Linked DNA regions of Homo sapiens: region 2 is linked to region 1. Evidence: chromatin contacts called from ENCODE Hi-C or POLR2A ChIA-PET data. All regions are on one chromosome and are shown on one strand. The core of a region is the stretch at or near the end of the contact, and the rest is flanking DNA. Distances in the headings are between cores, read along the strand shown. Region 1 holds the start of AMOTL1 (angiomotin like 1). Region 2 overlaps PIWIL4 (piwi like RNA-mediated gene silencing 4).

Region 1 (5,744 bases), core at 1,938-4,437:
TAAAAAAATCACTAGGCAAACAAAAAAACAAAACAAAACATAAAACCACAACAACCTCAGACTATTTCCAACAAACCTTGTAATCAAATATCTCCCTTTACTTGACCTCCACACTACCCCTTGCTTTTCGAGGATTTTATTACCTACTAAATTCTGAGTCATAAGAACCTGCCAAAATTAATGAAAAATAGGAGAAAAATTATTCAAAACACTGCAGAATTTTCTGACCTGAGCTTCCTTATGCATTTAAAATGCAGATAGCCACACACCGCACCCCCCCCCCAACCCCGCCAAAAAGAAAAGAAAATAGAAAAGGTTACTTTGGGGGAATTTTATATATCAGAAATATTAGCAGGTCCTATAAAGTTACTTCTTTTTAATTTATTGGCCTGAAAAATCAAACTTTTACAATTTTCACTAGCAATTCCCATTTCATGTCATTAATTATTTTTTTCAAAAGTCTTTGTTTTATCATTTTCAAAGCATTTTCACAAATTACTATGAAGAAATGCAGCACTGATACCTAGAGGCTATACCTTTCAACAGAACTCTCACCAGCCAGACTGCTCATTTCAATTAGTTCAGCCATCTTTTCCCTAGGCCCTGGGTCCACACTTTTCCTTAGGGGTAGACATCAGAAAAGCTGAGCTCTACCCACAACAGCCTCTAGACTAACTGGCCCAGGGCAGACACTCTCAAGTCTGATCAGCGGAGTGCTTTCCCATAAAATCACTCACATTTCTGCATTCATGTGTTTTTCTTAACGACAGCACTTTAAAATCTCATTTAAACTGAAAATCCTCCATTAGCCTCCGTGAAAAGATGTATTTTTAAATGCTTTGATCTCCACATGCCCTTTGGAAAATTAGTATGCTACATCCTCCATCATCTGCAAAGAACCTGAAAGACCAAGACTTCTGTGCATTTTAAAAAGAAGGGGGAGGGAAAGGGGCGTTACAGGTACAGCACCTTCTCTCCTATCCACCTGCAGGTTTACAAAGGTTTCCTTATTTATCTTGAAAAATGCATCACAGAAAAACAAAAGTGCACTCCAAGAACTAAACATCCTCATCCCTCCCCCCAACCCCCACCACCATCATAAGGAAAAGTAGAGCCTGTATAAAGCCTTCTACCTATGTCCTACCCTTTTCATTCTGGTCGAATCGGTGTTTTCCTTCATTCTAGTCAAATCAGTGCTTTTCCACCCTTTACTAACAGTTCAAAGTATATTAAACTACTGTTCCCACATTATTCTCATAAAGAGCCTTCAAAGTAGATACACACTATAAGGCTCAGAGCACCTTACTAGGAAGTAAATGTCAGTTGCTCTAGATTCTTTAAGACCTTGCAATCTAGAGAGCTCCTTAATCGTTAACCTGGGTCTGACTTCCACAGCTGCCCGGGCCCAGGAGTGGTATGCAGCCAGGGGAAATCTTAGCCAGTTTGGCAGTGACCCATAGGCCAGTTTTGGAAGCAGGGAGCCATGATTGTTTAATATTTCAAGCCTTGACTTTTTGCTTCCCGAAAAGGAAGGAAATTTTCTGGAACTGTAGCTATTAATAGCCCTCTATTCTGGTTTAATTCGTTTATGGTGAGCAGGTTAGCACGTTACTGCTTTGGTTAGCCGAAAGCATCTTCGAGGTATCACAACTGGCTCTCGAGACCACGTACCCCACCACCACCAAGGCCTTCTATAAGCAGTACAAAAACTCAGTTCTCATAACATGCCTCAGGAGAAGAAAATGGGAAACCAAGGCCTCACAGAGAAAGGGAGCTGAGGGACCATGGGGACAAAATGTTGGGTCCAAACCGCATCGTCTCAGGAGGCCGCACGCTCAGGGCCCACCTCTGAAACCCCAGTCCAGGTGATCCACACGCTAGCCCGGCCAAAAGGTATTTGCCACGCGGAGACAGGAAACCAACACCGAAGCCAAAAAGGCAAAAATCTTCGAACAAAAATGGAAAAGGAAAGTCTTCCTAGTCATCAGTAAAGATAGGAAGAGTAGGGTGGGCGAGGCGCGGGAGCTTTGCGCAGATACCCGGGATTCTCGGCCTGGGGCTCTGAGGGGGGAAACTTGGACACGTCGCCGCGAGCGCAGTCCAGGTAGCGGAGGCCCTAGAGGTGCGCGCCAGGGCTCGTCTGCTCTGCCGCCGCGTCCTCCAGCCCGGCCGCCTATGGGGCACGCTCGGTCCCTGTCCCGGCACTAGGCCACCGTTCCGCTCGGCTGTCATCGGCCAACGTACCACTCTCCCTCCTGCCACAAATGTCACATTCCAAGAAAAAACAGTTCCATTTGGAAAGTTTAAATTTTCTCCCCGCGAAAGCAGATTATTGTAAAGGCAGCCCTAACAGGCAAGCGGGAGCTGGATGTAACTCTCCAGTTTGTCAAAGAAACTTGTCTGGGGAGAGAACAAAGAAGGAGCAGCAGCTAACGCGATCCGAGCGTCTGGGGCTGGGGTGCGACCCTTTCGTCGCCCCCACCCGCCAGAGCCGGGTCTGGCCGGCGGGCAGAAAGGGTCCAGTCCACAGCGCCAGAGCCCGTCGGGCGGGCCGGTGCGCGCGCCTTTGTCTCGCGCCGGGGAAAGCTGCACCGGACACCCCCTTCCGTCCCCTCCCTCGCCGCGAGACCCGCGCGCGGGCGCGGGCGCGCCTCGGAGTGTCTGGCCATATGGCTGCGCCCCTCAGGAAAGGCCAGCCCCGCGTCGGGCGCGCAGCACCCCGGGGCCCAAACCCCGGGGCCACAACTTCAGTCAACGTGGGTCGCGGGGCGGCAAGACGCTGAGGCCCGGCCCGCAGGCAACTGGACCTGGAGCGGGGCAAGGGAACCCGCTTAAAAACAACAATCTGGGATCTCAGCCCCGGGCCCCCAGAAGCTGCCCCCTTCCGTGAGCAGCAGGGGCCCGGGGAGCCCGGGGCGACTGGGTTCTTCGCGTGGGAGACTCGGAGACGCCCTCCCGGCACCTCGAGTGGGGGCTGGTTACCTTTCACCGCAGGCTCACAAGTTCCCCGGCGCAACTTTGCCCTCCACATGAGGCGATCATGGCTAGTTCAGTCCCTCGGCTGGGGAAGACGGCTGCCGGGCAGCGCGGGGAAGTGGCGCCGGACAATCAACCCCATTCACACAGGGCTTCACCTCCAGCCCCAAACCCGACAACCGCTGCTGGGTCCTAGAGCTTCTCGCGCGCTCCCGCCGCCGTCCGCGCTCCCCGCTCCCCGCGCGCGGGCCGGGGAGGGTCGCCCGGGCTCGTCACTAGAACCCTACACTCCACCCCCGCCGTGGCGCCCGGCCGCTGGGCCCTAGAGCCCGTCTGCAGACACCCGCCGCCCCTCCCCGGGCCGCGAGACTGCCAGGCTGAAATTGCCCAGAGCTCAAGCTGACGTGTCTCCCTGAGACTTAGGAGGGCGACAGCATCCCTTCCTTTGTCCCCTGCCGGGTTTTGATTAATTTCAGACTCACCAGTTCTCCCTCCACTTTGTCTTCCTTCCCCACCAGCCCAATGCCGGCCAAAATTCTGTTTCCGGATCTGCCCAAAAGTCTAGATTTGCTTAGGTTGGTTTTTTTTCTTCTTAAGTGGAATTTCCAGGTAGAAAGTGGCCACACTTTTCTCAGCATTCCCCAGGCCCCAGTGCTTCCATCACGCACTTGAGATTGGGCGATAAGCTGCTACTATGTGCTCCGTTGACAAACAGAAGGGCCAAAACAGACCTGACAGCCTCGGATATTAAATGTGTTCGCAGAACCGTACATCCTCTGGCCATAAATCCCCAGGCTGTTATCTGCCTGAGTAGAGGTAAAGAAAGTAAGCGACTCTGGGAAAATGTTGCCCCACCTCTTAAAATCAGGCTGTGCTGAGAACTACTCATCCACCTCATTATATTGGTTTATACTGGCGGCTCTCTGGAGCCCTAATCTGGGGTGCCCGAGCCTGCCCCATAGCACTTCTGCCTGGCTTTTTCCGGGCAGCTCTACTGCTTGGAGAAGAGAAAGCTAGGTAACTGTACAGTTGCTGCCCAGGATGTTAGTGGGAGAGTTAGCGCACACCAAGCCTCTCTTATCTGGTGCTCCCTGCCTCTGTTTACCTGCTATCTAGGTCCGGCCTTCAGGGACTCCTCCCTGGATTGTGGCAGTTCCCTAACTAGACTGCCAGCAGTTTTACCTCTCATCAGTTCTGGTGGGTTGCATGTCCTGATTCTGATTCCCCTGATGGGCCCTCCTACTGAGTAAACTCTGCTCTCAAGATAAAGCCCAAATGTAATCATTTAACAATTATTTATGAAATGCCTACTCCATTTAAAGTCATCTACCCTGGTACACACAAAAGAAACTTAGCACACAAAAGAAACTTAGAGCAGCTGACCAGCCCTTCAAGGATCTGTTATCTGTCTAAGAAGACAAGATGTGTGAACAGAAAACAGGCAAGCAACAAAGCAGGAGATCCAAGTACTGCAGATGCCTGGGAAGGGCGGAGAGAGGCACTGACTACACAGAAGGAAAAGCCTGGGAGGGTGGTGGAGTTCAGACACAGCAGAAAGAGGAAAAGGCAGCACTGGGCAAGCAGAGGCAAAAGCCAAGAGGGAGATGACAAGGTCTGGGTGCTTGGGAAGAAGGCATAGAGGAAAGCGTTTTTACCAGAAACGAGGAGAAAACAAGGGAAGGCAGAATAACAACGTCACAAAAATGTAGGCCTGGAAAGAATCTAAGAAAGTGTCAACTAAACCTTTCACTTGCCGGATGAAGAAGCTCAGGCATAGCTGTTGAATGACTTGTCCAATGTTACAGAACAAGTTTAGTAGCAAAGCCAGGTATAGAAACAACCTCTGCCTCAATGTGCCTTGTATTACACATTGTGAACCCTGAATCGCAAATTAGGAGCTGAAGTGGTTATCTTATGGACAGTGAAGGGACCACTGATTCACCTAACATTTGCGCGAATTTAATACAAATTGGGGAAGAAGTGATGGATAGAAAAAGAAGAAAGGAAACTAATCTTTACTAATTGCCCACTCCTAGATACCATCCTATAGTCTAGGAAGCAGCAAAATTTCCAAGTTACAACCATCAAGTTTAGAACAAAACAGGCATGAGCTGAGTTGCAGCTCCACCATTCAGTATCTGTGTGACGCTGAGCAAGTTGCCTAACTTCTCTAAACCTCAGTATCCTTTTTGGCAAGATGAAGAAAATAGCATCTCACAGAGTGGTTGTGAAGACTGAATAAAATAACAAATGTAAAATACTCAGCACAATGCATGTAGTATTCAATATACATTTGCTATTATTATTTCAAGAGACTATCTAGGATAGTTGCAGGAAGCAATGATAGGTGAGGTTGACAGAGGTGATAAAAAGGAAATGAGAGATACCATATCTTTGGAGATACCAGATGTCATAAAGAAAGGTATCAAATCTTTGAAGCAAGATTTTATTCTTCTCATTGACTCGTTGTTTATCCTGGGGAAAAGGACAAAGTAATCAAGTTAACCTAGGCTTTGAGCCCAGTCATAGGAAGAATAGATCTTGCAGTCTTAGAAGAATGGATCATTAGACCAATGACAGATGAAGCACAGTTGAGAAGAGGAAACGGTTTGAGAAAGATGCTGAGTGACTTACTATCCTCTGGGCAAGAGGAAACAAGGAACAAGGGACTGGGTGAGAAGTGGAGGACAGAGGTGTAGAGAAAAGGAGAGATGAAGCTTTGAAGATCAGTTCATTAACAGAATGTCCACAACTGGAAAACAGGGAAA
Region 2 (5,913 bases), core at 360-2,859, 170 kb after region 1:
AACAAGAATGTTGGATGTTGAACTGAGTGAGCGAGGGAGGTAAGAAGGGTAGATGGAATGGACAGGAAAAGCCCTACAATAGCCTGGGGGTGCTGAGGTCTGGTAGAAGAGTAAACATTCCTGGGAAATAGGAATCGTTGAAAGATTTTTAAGAACAGGGATGTCAATTCTAATTTTTCTGGAATGTTGGGATGTGATGTAATCATGCCTTGGCCCCAAACAGTCTGCAAAGTCAGCTACACACACATGCCCTTTGGGAAATGAGGCAACTGTGGATGTCCCACCAGGTGATGCAGCACCGGAGGAAGTGGTCCTCTCTGAAATGCACAGAAGGTGGCAAGAATTCACAGGAAGCAGGAATTTGGGGCCATAGGTCACTTGGAAAAACCTAACCCTCCAAGAATCCCCTGAAATATAGGGAACACTGGATACCAACATTTATGTGATGAGGTGGGAGTCAGTTTATCTTAAATCTTAAGGAAAAGATGACCCCAATGAGTTGCAAAATATGCAGACACCAATGGCTGTTATAGGGGTAACAAGAAGTACTGTATTTTAAAATTAATATTAGAAATGTGGAAAGGAAATAAAATATTGATTAAAATACTAAGATTAATATTTTCTTCGGTGCTTTGGAGAAATGCATGGCAATTTGCAAATATATCATGGGAGGGTATGTTCAGACTGTAGATATAAAGCAGAACTAAAATTATAGATTAAAGGAGTTCAAAAAGTATCCTGTACTTACCAGCTGAACATCAGGATCAACATATTGCTGTATAGCTCTAACAAATGCAGCTGGATTTTCTTGTACTTTTATGCTACATAAAAAGATTAATTTTGAAGCTATGTAACTTCCTTCTTAGTAGCACATACTTATATGGCATTAGAAATAATACAAATAAATTTTCATAACAAACTAGTAGTTTTAGGAAAAATTATTAGAGAAAATAACCTTTTGAGTCTAAAATTGTTTCTTAAACTACAAAATATGACAAAAACATTTCGCAATAATTTTTACAGTGTAAAAAATGGTTTGGTAGAAAATCAGATCTTCTCAATTGTCCAGAATCCCTATAATCAATAATTCTGTTGTTCAAAATGGGGTTGAAAGTGAACTTTTGAAATCCCAAGTCTCACAGTATCAAATGTCTGAAAGAGTGTTCAAGCTCAACCAGGATTAAGATTTCTGTAAGAGTGAATTGCTATAGGAATCTAAAAATGAATGTTTCAGAAAACATCAGGTTAATGAGACCAAGATATTCAGCTAATTTGCATGATTTAGACAAAAATATCTTTATTTTCCTTAGTGGTTGCTTGTCTGGAGCCTGGAATGTCTAGCCTTAATCAGCGCACAAGTACTTAACAATTATCTGTTCTGTGCTTACATTATGTTAGGGGCCAGCAGCTCCAAAAGTAATTCTCACACACATAGGAATTTGTAAAACTAGTTTCTTTATGTAGAATCAGCCTCTTTTATGTGTATATAAGTGAACTGTCCCAATGCCCAGCGGCTTTTTAAAACTCGCCCAGCAGGTGACAGGACCATCAACCCCATGACTGCAGATACTAACAGACCTATGTGACTGGCTGGCCGAACCGTCTCAGCAACTAGATGGTCCTGACTCATCCAATTCAAACTCTCGCACTCTGACTCTGCTGCACTTACAGTCCACTCCTAAAATCATCAGGTGAATGTTTTAGAAGACAGAAGCTATGCATATAAATCTAACAGGTAAATGGATACTTCATGGAAAAAAGAAGGTTGAAATAAAATACGAGCTTTCAAATAAAACAGGCCAAGGACAGAACATAGCAATGGGCTTGTTCCAGAATTCACATGAGAAAGAGCCTGTGATGTCAGCCCAGGATCTGCGGACTGTGGCTTCTTTCATAATCATTTCCTGCTTTATTAGCTCATGGGTTTAGAGAAAGTAGAGCGGGTGAAACTCAATCCAGGCTATTTATTAACAGATTTGATAAGAGGAGAGTTCTAAACAATGGTGTTAAATGAGACTTTGGGATTAATACTTGTGCTGCTGATGCAATTAATTAGTAACTATGTGTTTAAAGAATAACTCCATTATAACAAAGAAAAGTATCTGTTCCTCTTTTCTAAGCATATCAGTTTCAGTAAAATGAGGCATGACCAACTTTATGGCTTTTCTAAAGCAAAACAGTATTTATTTTCAGTGTGATTGTATATGTATCTCTTACTCAATGAAAAACTATTTATTTATCTTTCTCATTCCCAGCAACTGGCATAGTATCTACACATATTAGTACTCAATAAACATTCTAAGAATAAATGGTTGACCTTAGTCTTATCAGAAAACTCTCTGAATGACTAATAGTATGCTACAGTAACAGAATCAGAAAAGCTTATTTGAGATCTATTTTCATATTAAATTTTAAAGCATAAAATCAAGTAAAAGTCAGGACATGCAACTTCTGTTTTTTAATATCCATTTCCTATTAAGTAAATAACTGATATGAAAAACTGATCTGAAAGAAGGAAAAACAGTTGAGAAGACAATATATGGACTTATTAAAGATTTATATCCCAACTGGTACTGGAAAGATTTTCAGGTAATGACACTACTGCTTAAGAACTGGGTACAAGTTTTACAAAGGCCAACATAAAATATATTCTAACTTTATAAAAGTTTAGTCATTACAAAATCTATCTACTTATGACTACTTTCTTGGCACTTTACATTAGGAAACTACTGGGATAAAGAAGCTTTTGTTGATACATCTGCCATTATTCCCTACCTTCTAACCAAACCAAATTAATATATGAACAAAATTCAATGTATTCTCACATTTTGGGGTAGTCCACATTAAATCCCATGGAACCTGCAACTCTTCTCAAGCAGTTCAGAAAGCTCTCGGCAACATATTCAGTTCTGTCGCTACATAAAATCAACCAGGTATTCAAAGACTGTGCATTTAAAATCTTGCAAGTTCGAATATCCTTGGACCAGTCAGCAGCAGACACAGGTTGACACTGAGAAAAATAATGATCATGAAAGGATTGAACAAATTTATTCAGAGAGCAGCTAAATAAAGACAGTGTGAAGATGGCCAACTTTTGTTATAACTGTTTAACACAGTTTGCTATTCAGTCTTAAAACACAGATGCAGGCACTGCACATCCGAACAGAATACATGTGCTTTCTGGGAGTGGAAGCATCTGGGCGTCATCCCAGGTCTTCCAGGCACTGGTGGCCCTTGGAGGTCCCTTTAACCTCATGATTCTCTGCGGTGCACAGAGAATGGTGTCTGATTCAAAGATCTCTGAGGTTCCCTTCCAGCTCTGAGTATCTATGCCTTTATTATGAATGACTCAGGCAAACAGCCTGTATCATTTTATCTTTTACTTTAAGCATCTAAATATCTCAGAGAATGCTGATTATCAATACTCTAGGTCATCATAATAAAACTAACACACCCTACAGAACAGTTAAGTGTTGCAAGAAGTCAGGGACCCCAAACGGAGGGACTGGCTGAAGCCATGGCAGAAGAACATGGATTGTGAAGATTTCATGGACATTTATTAGTTCCTCAAATTAATACTTTTATAATTTCTTATGCCTGTCTTTACTGCAGTGTTTAAACATAAATTGTGAAGATTTCATGGACACTTATCACTTCCTCAATCAATACCTTTGTGATTTCTTATGCCTGTCTTTACTTTAATCTCTTAATCCTTTCATCTCGTAAGCCGAGGAGGATGCATGTCGCCTCAGGACCTTGTGATAATTGCATTAACTGCACAAATTGTAGAGGATGTGTGTTTGAACAATATGAAATCTGGGCACCTTGAAAAAAGAACAGGATAACAGCAATGTTTAAGGAAAAAGAGAGATAATCTTAAACTCTGACCACCGGTGAGCCGGGCGGAACAGAGCCATATTTCTCTTCTTTCAAAAGCAAATAGGAGAAATATTGCTGAATTCTTTTTCTCAGCAAGGAACATCCCTGAGAAAGAGAATGCACGCCTGGGAGTAGGTCTCTGAACTGGCCCCCCTGGGCGTGGCTGTCTTTTATGGTCTGTAGACTATAGAGGTGAAATAGACCCAGTCTCCTATAGCGCTCCTAGGCTTATTAGGAAGAGGAAATTCCTGCCTAATAAATTTTGGTCAGACCGGTTGCTCTCAAAACCTTGTCTCCTGATAAGATGTTATCAGTGACAACGGTGCCCGAAACTTTATTAGCAATTTTAATTTCGCCCGGTCCTGTGATCCCGCCCTGCCTCCATTTGCCTTGTGATATTCTATTACCTTGTAAAGTACGTGATCTTTGTGACCGACACCCTATTCGTACACTCCCTCCCCTTTTGAAAATCCCTAATAAAAACTTGCTGGTTTTACGGCTTGTGGGGCATCATGGAACCTACCGACATGTGATGTCTCCCCTGGACGCCCAGCTTTAAAATTTCTCTATTTTGTACTCTGTCCCTTTATTTCTCAAACCAGCCGATGCTTAAGGAAAATAGAAAATAACCTATGTGACTATCGGGGCAGGTTCCCTGATAGTTAAGATTATATATTAAGCTAGGAGTAGGTATGCTTAGAAGCAAAGATGAAGCCAGGATGGAGACTCCTTTCTCACTCTCAAAAGGTCTCTCATGTGACCAGGAAAAACAGGTTTCCTGCGCTGAAGAGGGGGAATGTTAGCCTGCTTCCCAGACCTCTGCTTATATCCTCAGACTATAATTGAATGATGCCTTTGGCACAGCAAGTGGGGAAGATCCACTGTTAGAACTAAAAGGGACCACATTGTATGCTAATCTCCTGCTACTTGAAGTGCTGTCAAGTGTTACTTGACCAGCAGCTTGAGCACTGCCTAGAAGCCAGTTAGAAATGCAGACTCCTGTGCACCACCCGAGACCCACTGAATCAGAATCTGCATGTTAACATGTCCCCCAAGTAATTCACATGTACATTAATATTTAAGAAACATCCCAATCCTCTTGTTTTACAAACTAGAAAGCTGTGACTGAGAGGTTATGAAACCACTTGGCAGCAGCGACAGGTTTAGAATGCTGGTCTCCTGACATGGCAGCCAGGGCACTTGTGACCAAGCACTCTGACTTATCTGACTTCCAACCATCAGCCATCCTCATGATGCCTTCCACTGGCTGGGCTGGATTCAGCCCCAGGAGTCCACCTACCTCGGCCTGAGAGCAAAGGAGAAGGGCTAGCTTTCCATCAATGGCTCCCTCTGGAGTCAACGTTCATTCCTGTCCATTAGGGCATGAGGAGAGCTGTACTCCTTCTGCCCACAACATTTCTTCCTGCTGTTGTCTTATGGGGCTGGGAGGAGACCCAGGACAATGTACCCTGAGTCCTATGAACTTTTAGTTCATTCAGTTCCTAGGACCTAATTTCAGAAAAGCAGAATGGGCCAAGAAGTTGATGATATTGTCATCTTAGACACCTGCTACCTCCAGTGCATGAGTTCTCCTGTTTTAATGCCCTTTCTCCTATGGACACCAGTTTCTACACCAAAAAAATGCAAACAAATACATAAAAATGAAAGGCTCTGGGAAATACGACTTTACTTATAGAAATTATGAGATGGATCATTTTAAGTACATAAGTCCTTCTTCACATGTGGATCTGAAACTGAGCTTCTCTTTACTGAACTCTCGCCAAGATCCTAATGGGAGTCTACATTTTAGTACTTTACCATAAAGTTTTGTTTTGTTTTGTGTTGAAAAATAGTACTTCCTTATCTTCTCCAATGAGAGTTTTTGTAACTTGGATAGATTATTGTAAAGATATGACAAGGCCAGGCATGGTGGCTCATGTCTGTAATCTCAGCACTTTGAGAGGCTGAGGTGGGAGGATGGCTTGAGCCCAGGAGTTCAAGGCCAGCCTGGGCAACACAGGGAGACCTGGTTTC

What was found. A loop is a pair of places that touch in the nucleus more often than their neighbours do. ChIA-PET counts read pairs that join two places held with the same protein, here RNA polymerase II (POLR2A). Pooled maps may share reads with other maps.
Region 2: a pooled map shows a loop between it and region 1 (6-fold over the local background). The contact joins the enhancer-like site here to the promoter of AMOTL1 in region 1. A Hi-C loop is called at or near these places in 6 of 37 single-sample maps with no recorded cell type and 4 of 50 pooled maps. POLR2A ChIA-PET finds 5 or more read pairs at or near these places in 1 of 52 experiments (H1).

Annotation. Positions count from the first base shown.
Region 1 is chr11:94,765,799-94,771,542 of GRCh38, reverse strand. It overlaps AMOTL1 (angiomotin like 1), which reads right to left and starts at 3,187. Exons shown (of 13, transcript NM_130847.3): 1 at 2,983-3,187. The coding sequence starts at 3,031.
Region 2 is chr11:94,598,892-94,604,804 of GRCh38, reverse strand. It overlaps PIWIL4 (piwi like RNA-mediated gene silencing 4), which reads right to left. Exons shown (of 20, transcript NM_152431.3): 12 at 2,826-3,010; 13 at 749-821. The region is part of intron 4 of PIWIL4-AS1 (PIWIL4 antisense RNA 1); the gene reads left to right. Among named protein-coding and RNA genes, the nearest start is that of PIWIL4, 34 kb to the right of the region's middle. RefSeq lists an enhancer at 1,679-1,898. Within about 2 kb of position 1,609, at least 11 of the 41 ENCODE cell types and tissues checked have a DNase peak (open chromatin) inside an H3K27ac peak, as active enhancers do.